Regions from separate parts of the Mus musculus genome. Here region 1 is linked to region 2. Evidence: chromatin contacts called from ENCODE Hi-C or POLR2A ChIA-PET data. All regions are on one chromosome and are shown on one strand. Each heading gives the region's core, a stretch centred on a gene start or an enhancer-like site at or near the end of the contact. The rest is flanking DNA. Distances are from core to core; before and after follow the strand shown. Region 1 overlaps Paqr8 (progestin and adipoQ receptor family member VIII). Region 2 holds the start of Mcm3 (minichromosome maintenance complex component 3).

Region 1 (5,408 bases), core at 1,489-3,988, 120 kb after region 2:
CAAGAAGATGAACGCCTATGCTAGCCAAATGACCCAAGGTTCTGATTGTCTAGGTCAAGTTCATGCCAAGGAATGTTAGCAAAACTGAACGGGTTTGGACTGAGCAAAGACTTCTTAGGGTGTGTATGTGTAAACGCTCCAAGTAGAGGGTCTGTTTAAAATGGGAACCAGAAAGTGTTAGAAGTTCTGCTGTTGTGGATTCAAAGACTGTATTCTTTTAAAAGTTGGTGGGAAACGTGAGAGAGGAAAGGGATGAGGAAGGCGGTCTTCTGGTGGTATCTGTGAACAAAGATTTTTTTTTTTCCTTTTTCCTGAGATCAGATCTCACTGTATAACCCAGGCTGTCCTGGAAATCCTTATGTAGACCATGCAAACCTTGACCTCTAGAACTCTATAGAAATCAAGCTGTCTCTGCCTCCCACATGGCAGGGCTAAAGGTGTGGCATTCTGAGTCTTGTGGACAGGGATCTGTGGTATTCAATGGTCCTGCAGCCTAGGGTCGAGCTGAACTCTGTTCCTCACAAGTCTGTGACACCCGTGACACCCGTGACACCCGTGACGCCCGTGAGAAACGTGAGATACTGGCGTTCAGTTCCTAGTTTAATTATACAACTATTGCTAACTATGGACTTGGGAACTGATGAAAAAGAAAAAGAAAGTGATTTCTATGGAGTTGGGACTTGAACCTAAGACCTGCAACATGTTAACAAAGAGTTCTCCCATTGATGTGCACCCCAGGCCAAGCAACCGTGTATTTATAATAGATATTTGGGGAGGGCACTGAGGTGGGGGGAAAACACCAGTATCTAATTGGAATAATGCAAATGCCTTTACAAATGCATACACAAATGGGTGATTTTTAACTCTTCAGAGTCCTCAAACAGTGTCATTAAAATGGGCCTATCAGGATGGTAAAGACTAGGCTAGTTTAAAAGTAACAACCAAAAATTGTAAAGAGGAGTATGCATGCCTCTTGATTTTACAATGGAGTTTGTCACCCTGCAAAATCAGCATAATGTTTAAAAAGGTATAAGGGAGATAGTTTATCTTGCTCTCCAAAACTAGAAATTTTGGTTGTTGCCTCTCTTAGTTAAGACTTTCAACCCATTAATATGTAAACGCCTCTGATAAGATTAAACCATCAGTCATCTATACTTTCTCATGAATAAGATTCTTGTGGGTTGATATAAGGCCCCACTTAGTTCAAGAAGAGGATACACTGGACATGGGGGGCTTGTTTCTCATTTCAGAATCCTGACTTTTGTTTGACGGTGAAGGCTGTTTTTGTTGTTTCTTGTTCAAGGTGTTTGTTTTGTTCGAGATGGACCTCACTGTGTATCCCAGGCTGGCCTGGAACTCCAGATGGATTCTCCTGTCGCAGTCGGCCAAGGAGCTGGGATTCCAGGCTGCACCAACACCATATCCAATTCTAATAAAACTAATTTTAAAGTTCTTAAAGATGTCAGGGTTACAATTTCAGCTCTTAAGTCTCTCAATAACAATAGTGTAAGCCATAGACTGGAAGCTTGAAATAGAATTCAGAGCCCTGACAGGAGGGTAGTTTAGCCCTGTTTCGGTCGCCCTCCATTTGTTTGGTTACTATTCTGTAGTTCCACCTGCATCCTCCAGAGGGTGATGTTGTCACTCTCAGTACACTCAGAGCTTGTTGCCAAGGCTTCATGGCTAGATCTGTGTTTTGCTTGGTTAAAGAAAAAGTGTGGGATTTTTTTTCTGTCTCTATAAACCTACTTACGTGAATAATCATTAATCAGATTTTGCACATGGATTTTTGTCCTGTTGGTAATGGACCCAGAGCTCATTCTAAAGCTGGGTTTTATTTAGCCTGCCAACTGCCAACTGAAAGAGGTTGAACACTACACCTATCTAAAACTAGGAAGATATAAAAACTTTGAAAAATAAGTCTACTGCAGAATAAACTACCCTTCGAAGAAATGTGGAGTTGATTTCTCTGCAGATTTCAGTATAATTGCGTAGATATTCCTAGCTACATCACAATCTTATTAAAGATCTTGGATTTTGAATTGATTTTGGCCTACATTATTTTGAGATATAAAAATTATGAATTACATTGTTGTGTTCTTCAGAATCAGCCTGAGTGGATCACAAAGTCAGATCCACAGAGTTTTTTTGAAAATAGTGTTTGATTCTTCCGTGAAAGTTGTCTGATAATCTTGCCTAACCCCAAATCCCCGTCATGTGTCACTGGGATTGTCCCTTGCCCAAGCAATTGGCTTCCTCCGACAGATAGGAGCTAAGAGTAGAAGGGTGGAGCTTTACAAAGGTTCCCTGCCTTTCAAGGAGCTGTGCAGAAAGATCGGTGGAAAGGTGGGTCTTTTGTTTGTCTTGATTTTGTTTTTTAAAAGCAATATCTGATTATTGAAAAAAATGTAGAAAAGTGAGAGGAAAAGATAATCCATAGACCTATTTAATAACAAATGTTTTGAGGGAAAAGAAAAAGGTTTTATCAAACCATTTTGAATAGTAAAATGTATGTTAATGCCATCCAAAAGTCCCTGGAGGCAGGGGAAGGAACTAAAGGTTTTTAAGCAACTGACTGCTTTCATTTTATAAAGTACGAAATCAGCAGTCTTCATTCAGTTCAGCTTACAGGAATGCCAAGAGCTCCATTGCACCCCCTCCCGACGTTACGCCATGTACATAACCTGATGACGCCAGGTTAGCAGACAAAGTAGGTGGCGCACTGGCTCTCCTGTTGAGAGAACTGTATGACATGCCTCCTCAGACTCAGATGCCCAGCAAGGACTGTGCTAGAGAGCCTTTAGCTGGAGCCCAGCCCGCCCAGCCCGCCCAGCCCGCCCAGCGAGCCCAGCGAGCCCAGCACGCCCAGCCTGAAAACTGCGTACGTGAATCCACTGATAGTCATCTCGCAAACAGCTAGGACTGCCGAGTACCAGGCTTTGCTCTAAGCCCCTGGAACCCAGTAGCAAAGAAAGCACACAGTACCCTTAGTTGTAGACAAACAGAAAACCGAGTAGATGAAGTGTATTCATTGTGTTATCGGTGCCAGGAGAAAAAGTCAGGAAGAAGTGTGAGCGGGAGAGCTAGGGTGAGTTTGGCTTGGCTTGGTTTAGTTTGGTTTATTCTATGAGTGTGGTGTTTTGCCTTTAAGTATGCCTGTGCTTCCAATTTGTATAGGGCCCATGAAAGATAGAAAAGGGCACTGGATCTTCTGAAACTGGAGTTACTGGTGGTTGTGAGCCACCATGTGGGTGCTGAGAATTGACCCCAGGTCCTCTGCAAGAGCCACCATCAGCTCTTAAGAGCTAAGCCATCACGCCAGCCCTATGGTTTTGATACAGAGTCTCATGTTCCACAGATTGGCTTTAGACTTGCTATGTAGCTGAACTTCTGGTCCTGCTGCCTACAACTCCAGAGTGCTGTGATCATAGCAAGGTCTTATGCAGCGATTCTGGTCAAATCCGGGGCTTTCTGATTGCTGGGCAAGTGCTTTATCAATTGGGTTACATCCCCAGGTCCATCAACTGTGAAAGGGAAGTGAGGACTCTGGCTGTGTTTTGTCCAAAGTGTGCCAGCTTAGAAAGGAGAATGGTGAGGACAGAGGTTGGTAGTTAGGATGGAGCACACAAGCCCTTATGGGGACTTTACTGAAACCAGGAAATGTGGGGGTGGGTGTTCTGGTCGCTCTTAATTTTTTAAATTATCAATTATCTATTTCCTTCCATTTACACAAAACCAGGTTATTGTTAGGTTCTTCCATTCATGGGCCTGGCCCAGCAAGCTCTTGCCTTCCTGTGGGCACACATTTGGGGGTGGCAGATTGTTTCCAGAGTATTTTTAAACAGCTCAGGATGCTGGGTTCTGCTTCCTAGAAAGACTTCAAATATTTCCTTCTCGTTCTGTTAGCATTTGAATTGCACTCTGGGTAATTTTCTGGGCAGACATGAAAAGACACCTCGCCAGCAGAGTCTATAAATAACTGTACCAGCTTTTATGACACTTGACTAATCCTGAGTTTTTCTCTCAATTTCTTTCACACACACCCCAATAACAAGCCTGTTAGTACTTCCCATTTTTGTTGCCCCTGTTTTACAATAAGGAATTGAGGCATAAATCAATAAATTAACACAGGACTACCTGGTTTGGTAATGGAGTCTTCCAGAAACTCAGGCCTTTGGATCCGAAGTTTCCATTCTTCCCCATCAGAACCAAGCGAACATAGGGAAAAAAGATGTTCCCCCATGTCTTTGTGTGAACTAGGAGAGCTTTTAAATCGAGAGAAGGGGGCTATGTAGATTCCCTCCACATCCCTCCCTCAGTAGAAAAACAAACCTTTGTGTGCAGTTCTTGGTGCATTTCTGCACACACTGGCCACACTTTTCCTCAGAGTGACACTGCTGGGCTGGCTGCTACCAGAGATGAAATTCCATACGCACTCAGCACCAGGATTCAGCTACAATCCCCAGAAAGACTTTCTAGACCATAAACCTGCTTAAAGAACCACGAACTGGCCTCAAATTACCATGTCTTTGGGTGGCACGATGCTGTAAGTGTATCTCATGTCTCATTCATGTAAACGCGAGCGTTATTCCAGGCAGAGCCAACTTTTTCTCAAAGACAGCTAAAGAAATATATGTCCTGTATACTGTTTCTTGGAATCTGGTTCTGATATAAGAATAATGCCATAGCTTGGCTATTGGGGCTGTTTGCCTTCAGCGAACACCACTGGCAGTCACTCCCACCATTTACAATGAGCAGAATGCTTTGGGTTCTGTACACAGCCCAGTACCCACTCTCTGGGCTCCCAAGCATCTCTCTCCAGAGCAGGGCACCTTTGCATTTGGGAAGGCTTTCTTTCCACCAGGATGGGATGAGATGTGCATCATCCTCTCAGAGACACAGAGTTAGAGAGGGCGTTCTGCTATATCTTGAGTAATTTCTTTGTTTTCTTCCACATTTCTAATGCCATGTTCCTATTATTACAGACTCTCCTAGGCATCAGGGGGAGCAGGGTCCCCAAACCACAGACAGGCCTGCTTACCTATCCTCTGTTACTGTGGTCCCCAGGTCTACAGGAGAACCCTACCGTGCCTTTTTCTTTCCCATCTCAATTCCCAACTGTTTTGTGTCTCGTCCCACAAAAAGTATGCCAAAAGGATACTTTGCTGTGCAAGCCCCAAGACTTGAGTTCAATCCCCAGAACCCATGTTATTAAAAATGGGTACTGTATTGTACACTTGTAATCCCAGTGCTGGGCACAGGGCGGGGCGGGGGGGGGGGTGTGGAGACAGGAGGACCCCTAGGCTTCCTGGCCAGTCACCCTAGTTAGCAATCTCCAAACTACAGAGAGATCCTGTTTCAAAATGAAGTAGCCAGCTCTGAGGTTGTCCCCTGGCTTTCACATGCCT
Region 2 (5,837 bases), core at 552-3,051:
GGGTACTTAAGGACATATTACATAAAGGCTGGGTGGTCAGTTCTGTGTTCTTGCCCTCTGGTGTAACGTACTTCTGTCTTTCAGCGGAAAAATGTTCTTTCCTACATTATAAAACAGGTGTATGCCTTTCTGGACAAGGAGAACACACCTGCTGTCTCTATCAATAGAGCATTAAGGACCACTGAGCATTCAATTTATAAAGGGGTTACTGATCGTGGGGGTGGGGGAGGGTTCTATTTATACCATGGGAGGTCAGCATAAAGGTATTCAAAAGTCCTAAGCAGGGACTTGGGAGCTACTTAAAGCCTACACCAGCAAAGATGACACTAGCCACTATGTCACTTACACATGAGGATGCCAGCATGTTGATATATGTCTCAACGGTGCCCAGGAAGTAGACAGCTGCAGACAACCCTTTCCTCCTGTCCAGCATGCCCTATCACATACTATCATGATCATTAACAGTTCTCCTATATGCTTACATTTTAATTGGGAATTAGAATGGCCTAAGTCTTAAAGACTTAGTAAAAACAAACAAAAAAACTTGCAATATGAAAATTTAACTTTAAAATCTGGATGTTAGCACACCTGACTGTAGACATATTTCAAAATCATGATGTATATTTGAAATGTAATTTAAATACTCTTAAAATTCAAATTTAAATTGCTTTTCATTGATCAACAAACTTCCAGGGCTCATCAACATCCTATAGCTTTAAATTTTGGATTACACTTAAACCCATTTTACCTGCATACAAAACACTTGATTCACTAAAAAGAGAGCTGTCATAAATTGTTAGTCTCGCTCCTACCCTCACCAGCATCAGGCCAGTCATTAAATCTGAGGGCTCTGAGCCAGTTACATTAGCTTTTCCAAAGAAGAGCCTGTTTACACCTGACCAGTCTCCTTGCAAGTTGTGTGGGGTTTGGGGGGAACACATGAATTTAGAGACAAACTAAATTACTTTGGAGAAAACCCTAGTAACTCATGAAGATATACAGGAGCAAGAAAATGACAAGAGGAGATAATGAGAAAATGAAAATGATCAAAATACATTATGTGCTTATGAAGTTTCATAATGTAACCCGTATGTATAGTTAACATATCCTAATGTAAGAGGTTTCAAGAAAAATAGGCTGCTCAGAGGAAGACGGCAAGCACAAGGCCTGGGTACCATGTCAAGTAGGCTATGGGGATCAGTAGCAGTAATTATAAGAGGGAGTGATAAGAAAGAAATATGACCAAAATACATTATGTGTTTATGAAATTTCATAACGAAACTAATACATGAAAAGAATGTAACTTTTAAAATCTGGAGGTACATCTTTAGGAGAGAAAAAAAGATAACAGGAAGTTGCAGAGAAAAGAAGTTATCAGCGGCCCTGGTCCTCCGCGGGGTCCCCAGCACCGTGCCCGGTCACCCGCGGGAACCCCCTCAGCCGTGCCCGGTCACCCGCGGGACCCCAGCACCGTGCCCAGTCACCCGCGGGGACCACATCAGCCGTGCCCGGTCACCCGCGGGAACCCCATCAGCCGTGCCCGGTCACCCGCGGGAACCCCCTCAGCCGTGCCCGGTCACCCGCGGGACCCCAGCACCGGGCTCGCGGCCCGAGCCTCACCTCGTCATCCAGGAAGTCCAAGTAGTCTCTCTGCGCTTCCCGCAGCTCCACATCATCCAGCACTACTGTGCCCGCCATGTCGCAGCTCCGAAATCGCCGGCCACCAAACAGTCCGGAAACGCGTGACACCGCCTTGGCGCCAAAACTTCCCAAGTTTTCCCGCCACGGAAGTTTATGGTGGAGGAAGCATGGAGCAGAGACGCGTTATGATTGGCTAACCACTTCAATAGCCTTTCATTCCGTGCCTGGATTGGAGAGAAATGGTCACTTTCTCCGCCCTAATAGGAAGTCTGACCAATGGTACAGAGAGGACGCTCAAAACCCACCCCCTGGAAATTGAGCAACAGGAAGGCTAGGAAGCACTGCATTCTGGGAGTTGTGGTCCTTCCCACCTCACCCCCTGTTTTTCTTTTCTTTTTTTTTTTTCTTTGCCTGTAGGAAGTTTTGTCAAATCGGAAGTTAGGATTTACTGAGGGGGGAGGTCTAAGTTTGCACCCCATATGCACAGGTACAAATGAAGGCCAAAGGTTGATATCCGGTGTCTTCCTCAATCTTTCTCCACCTTGTATTTTTGAAAGACGAACAGGATACCCACTGACCCATCTCTTTAGCCTCCATATTATTGATTCTAACACACTTTGTCTTCTAGCCTTCATTTCCTCCTATACAAAATGAGGAATCTGAATTCAAAATTCTCCAGTAAGCCATCACTAGTATTCCAAGAGCAAGTTAGAAATGGTGTAAAGACAAATTTTATTCACGGAATCATGCTATTGCCTTTAACACAGCCTTGATTTGCTGTATCTTGATCTGTAACCTTGAAGACACAGAGATATATAATTCGTATTTCTCCCCACTTTCACAAGGTCATGAGATAGATAAGCAGAAAATCAGATTGTTAAAAAAAAAAAAAGCATAGTTAGTATATCTAAGGGTTCCACTGCTGTTCACATGCTTGCTTTGCTTGCTATCTGTTGGCTTTCTGCCTTAGGCACTAATGGGCCAAGGCTGATTTACAAGGTGAAATAATTGCTAAGAGGCTGCCTGGAAAGCAGCATGCAGAAACAGTCAAAATCAAGGCATTGCAAAGTATACAAAGTACTTCCTTTTTTTCTGTCTCCAGCCCAAAGAAAACACTTGGAGTGGGCGACCCTGAAGTGGAGAACAGATGAGTTATGGGTACCGGATGCCGCTTCCAAGATGATGCCCACCATGTTATCCTGTTGAAAGAGGGGACTGATAGCTCTCAAGGCATTCCTCAACTCATGAGTAACAGCTCGTGAGTAACATTGTCTGTGTTTGCCAAGTGATTGCTGGGGCTATAAGACCACCCTGGGTCCTCATGGCAACTTATTGTGGATGGCCAAGGCAAAACAACAATTTCTACTTCTGAAACTCCTCGATGGTGGACATCCTGCAGCAAAGACTTTAGTGGACATTGCCGGATCCGAAGACACTGACACTAGTGATGGCACCACCGTGGTGATCCTGCTGGCTGAGGAGTTTCTGAAGCAGGTGAAGTCCTGTGTGAAGGAAGGGTTATGCCCTCAGATCATCATCTGAGCTTTCTGCACAGCCACCCAAAATCAAAGAGATAGCTGTGACTATAAAGAAGCAAGATAAAGTAGAAGAGAGGAAGATGCTAGGGAAGTGTGCAGTGACAGCCCTGAGCTCCAAGCCCTGAGCTCCAAGCTGATCTCCCAGCAGAAGGCCTTCTTTGCCAAGGTGGTGGCTGATGCTGTGATGATGCTCAATGAGTTGTTGTAGCTTAAAATGACTGACACCAAGAAGGTGCAGGGTGGAGCCCTAGAGGAGTCTCAGTTGGTGCCTAGTGTCGCGTTCAAGAACACGTTCTCGTAGTCTGGGTTTGAAATGCAGCCCAAGAATTATGAGAATCCCACAATTGCCTTCTCAAATGTTGAGCTCAAGCTGAAAGCAGAGAAAGATAATGCTGAAATCAGAGTTCACACGCACCAGGCAATTCTTGATGCCAAGCGGAACATTCTTTATGACAAGTTAGTCATAGTCGGGAGCCAAAGTCGTGTTCTCTAAACCCCCTATTGCGGATGTGGCCACCCAGTACTTTGCTGATAGGAACATGTTCTGTGCTGGCCACTGGCCTGAGGAGGATCTGAAAAGGACAATGATGGCCTGTGGAGGCTCAACCCAGACCAATGGGAATGCTCTGATTCCAGATGTGCTGGGCCACAGCCAGGTGTTTAAAGAGACCCAAATTAGAGGCAAGAGGTGCAATTTCTTCACTGGTTTCCCTAAGGCCAAGACATGTACCACCATCCTCTGTGGTGGCGCTGAGAAGTTTATGGAGACCCAAAGAGGTCCCTGCATGATGCCATCATGACAGTGAGGAGGGCCATCAATAATGAGCCAAACCAAAAGGGAACCCAGAGAAAGGATATTCAAAAAGAAGTCAGAAGGAAGGAAAGACTGATGGTTGTAGTGGGATACATCCTTAATCCCAGCCCTTTGGAAAGCAGAGGTAGGAGGCTCAAGTTCAAGAACAGCCAGTGCTACATTGTAAGACCCTGTCATGGAGAGAGAAGAGGGAAAACTGTCAGATATGAAAACTGTGAATGTATGTGTGAGTGTGTTAAAGTGTGAAATCTTCATGTATGTAGGAGGCCTATTGCCTGAATTAATTAGAACACAAAACTAAACAAAAGTGATGTATCTGTACACACATAGGAATGTGAGAGAGGGAGAGGTAAAACAATTATGTGTATGTGGCTTAAATTGGACATTATGACCCCAAGGTTATAATGATAAGTAAATACAAACGCTCTTTAGGCTTTGGTTTAAAATAGAATTATGAGCTGGGCCGTGGTGGCTCATGGCTTTAATTCCAGCACTTGAGAGACAGAGACCAGGGGGATCTCTGTGAGTTCAAGGCCAGCCTAGTCTACAAAGTGAGTTCCAGAATAGCCAGGGCTAAGAAGCCCTGTCTTGGAATGGGGGTGGGGGGGGGGAAGCAATTAAGTCTTCTACAGAGAAAAACCACATTTAAGAGACACCAAGTCTCCAAAATCTCCAACACCCACCCCACCCCACCCCCACCCACCCCTGCCCAAACTACAACTACTGTTGTAATCAGGAGAAACGCTAGCGATTAGTTTCAGAACTTAATCTGGGCCAGTAGAAAATGAAAAGAGATTATATTTTGTTGCGTTGTAAAAATAACAAATCTGAGAGCTTTGTGTATTTATGAGCTCCAATGCAGAGCATGTTACCAAACAAGAGCAGAAGCTGACAAAGAATGCTTCAAGGCTTTGCGAGCTCTGATTTGCAGCATGGTTATATTGATCATTAGCTCTTGCCCTTTAGTGAAAACAAACCATCTCCTCCCCTTTCCCCACCCCCACACCTCATCTTGCACTTCCCTTCCAGCATCCCATTCTTCCAACTCAGCCTTGGAAATCTTCACGTGAAGAGACACTAGGCCTTTGTTCTCCTTTCTGCCCTCCGATGGGTCAGTTGTAGAAAGGGTAAGAGGGTTGTTGGCACTCTTAATTTTGATCCTCCGTACTAGGAGGATCAAACTGGAAGTCTCTAAGAAGCCAAGAGATCCAGCATGCCCCGCTTTCCCCTAGCTTTTCACTGAATTCTTTGATGAGCCTCTCATATATATAAAATCAGAAACCAAACTCAATGGAGAAAATCAGAAACCAAACTCAATGGAAAAATTCCCTGACCTTTGTTCACCCAGCTATCCACCTGTTCATTGCCGTGCTAACTTAGGACAAGGCTATGAGAAGCCCAAACACTTTGGCTGGGAGCTTTCAGAGTTCTGGGAAGGTGACTTTGGAAATAATCATTCTTTATCCATCATCACGCCTCTGTGCCACCCTCATTAGTTGGAAATAATTTAAAATTGAGGAAGCTGGGCCTGGTAGCCTGGCACCATTAACACCCAAGTAAGCTAAGCTCTTTAGAATTGCAAATTCTAGTTATTGAAAGAGTAAGTGAATGGACTGATTAGAAGCAAGGCTAACACCTTTGAAGGAATTAAACTGGGAATCCAGCCGAGGAAAATGCCTACAATGAAGCTCAGTCAGGGAGGGAGGCTCAAACTTGGAAATTACTATTTCTTATCTGGGGCTTATAGTTATGTTCCAGTGAATGCAAACAATGTAGATCTACACAGTTGGCAAGCTTTAGAATAAGCCTAAGAAACCATTGAGTCTGAGATTCTGTAGTATTGA

What was found. Hi-C counts contacts between places; a loop is a spot of excess contacts on that map. ChIA-PET counts read pairs that join two places held with the same protein, here RNA polymerase II (POLR2A).
Region 1: a loop to region 2 is called in a map of regulatory T cell, with 2.1 times the contacts of the local background. The contact joins the enhancer-like site here to the promoter of Mcm3 in region 2. A Hi-C loop is called at or near these places in 1 of 37 maps with a recorded cell type or tissue (regulatory T cell). POLR2A ChIA-PET finds 5 or more read pairs at or near these places in 1 of 5 experiments (embryonic stem cell).

The regions. Positions count from the first base shown.
Region 1 is chr1:20,937,605-20,943,012 of GRCm38, forward strand. Paqr8 (progestin and adipoQ receptor family member VIII) reads left to right here. Exons shown (of 3, transcript NM_028829.4): 3 at 1-2,046. All of the region lies in intron 1 of Gm51618 (a long non-coding RNA gene), which reads right to left. Among named protein-coding and RNA genes, the nearest start is that of Efhc1, 11 kb to the right of the region's middle. Within about 2 kb of position 2,739, at least 1 of the 3 ENCODE cell types and tissues checked has a DNase peak (open chromatin) inside an H3K27ac peak, as active enhancers do.
Region 2 is chr1:20,818,511-20,824,347 of GRCm38, forward strand. It overlaps Mcm3 (minichromosome maintenance complex component 3), which reads right to left and starts at 1,802. Exons shown (of 17, transcript NM_008563.3): 1 at 1,621-1,802. The coding sequence starts at 1,698. It also overlaps the pseudogene Gm20587.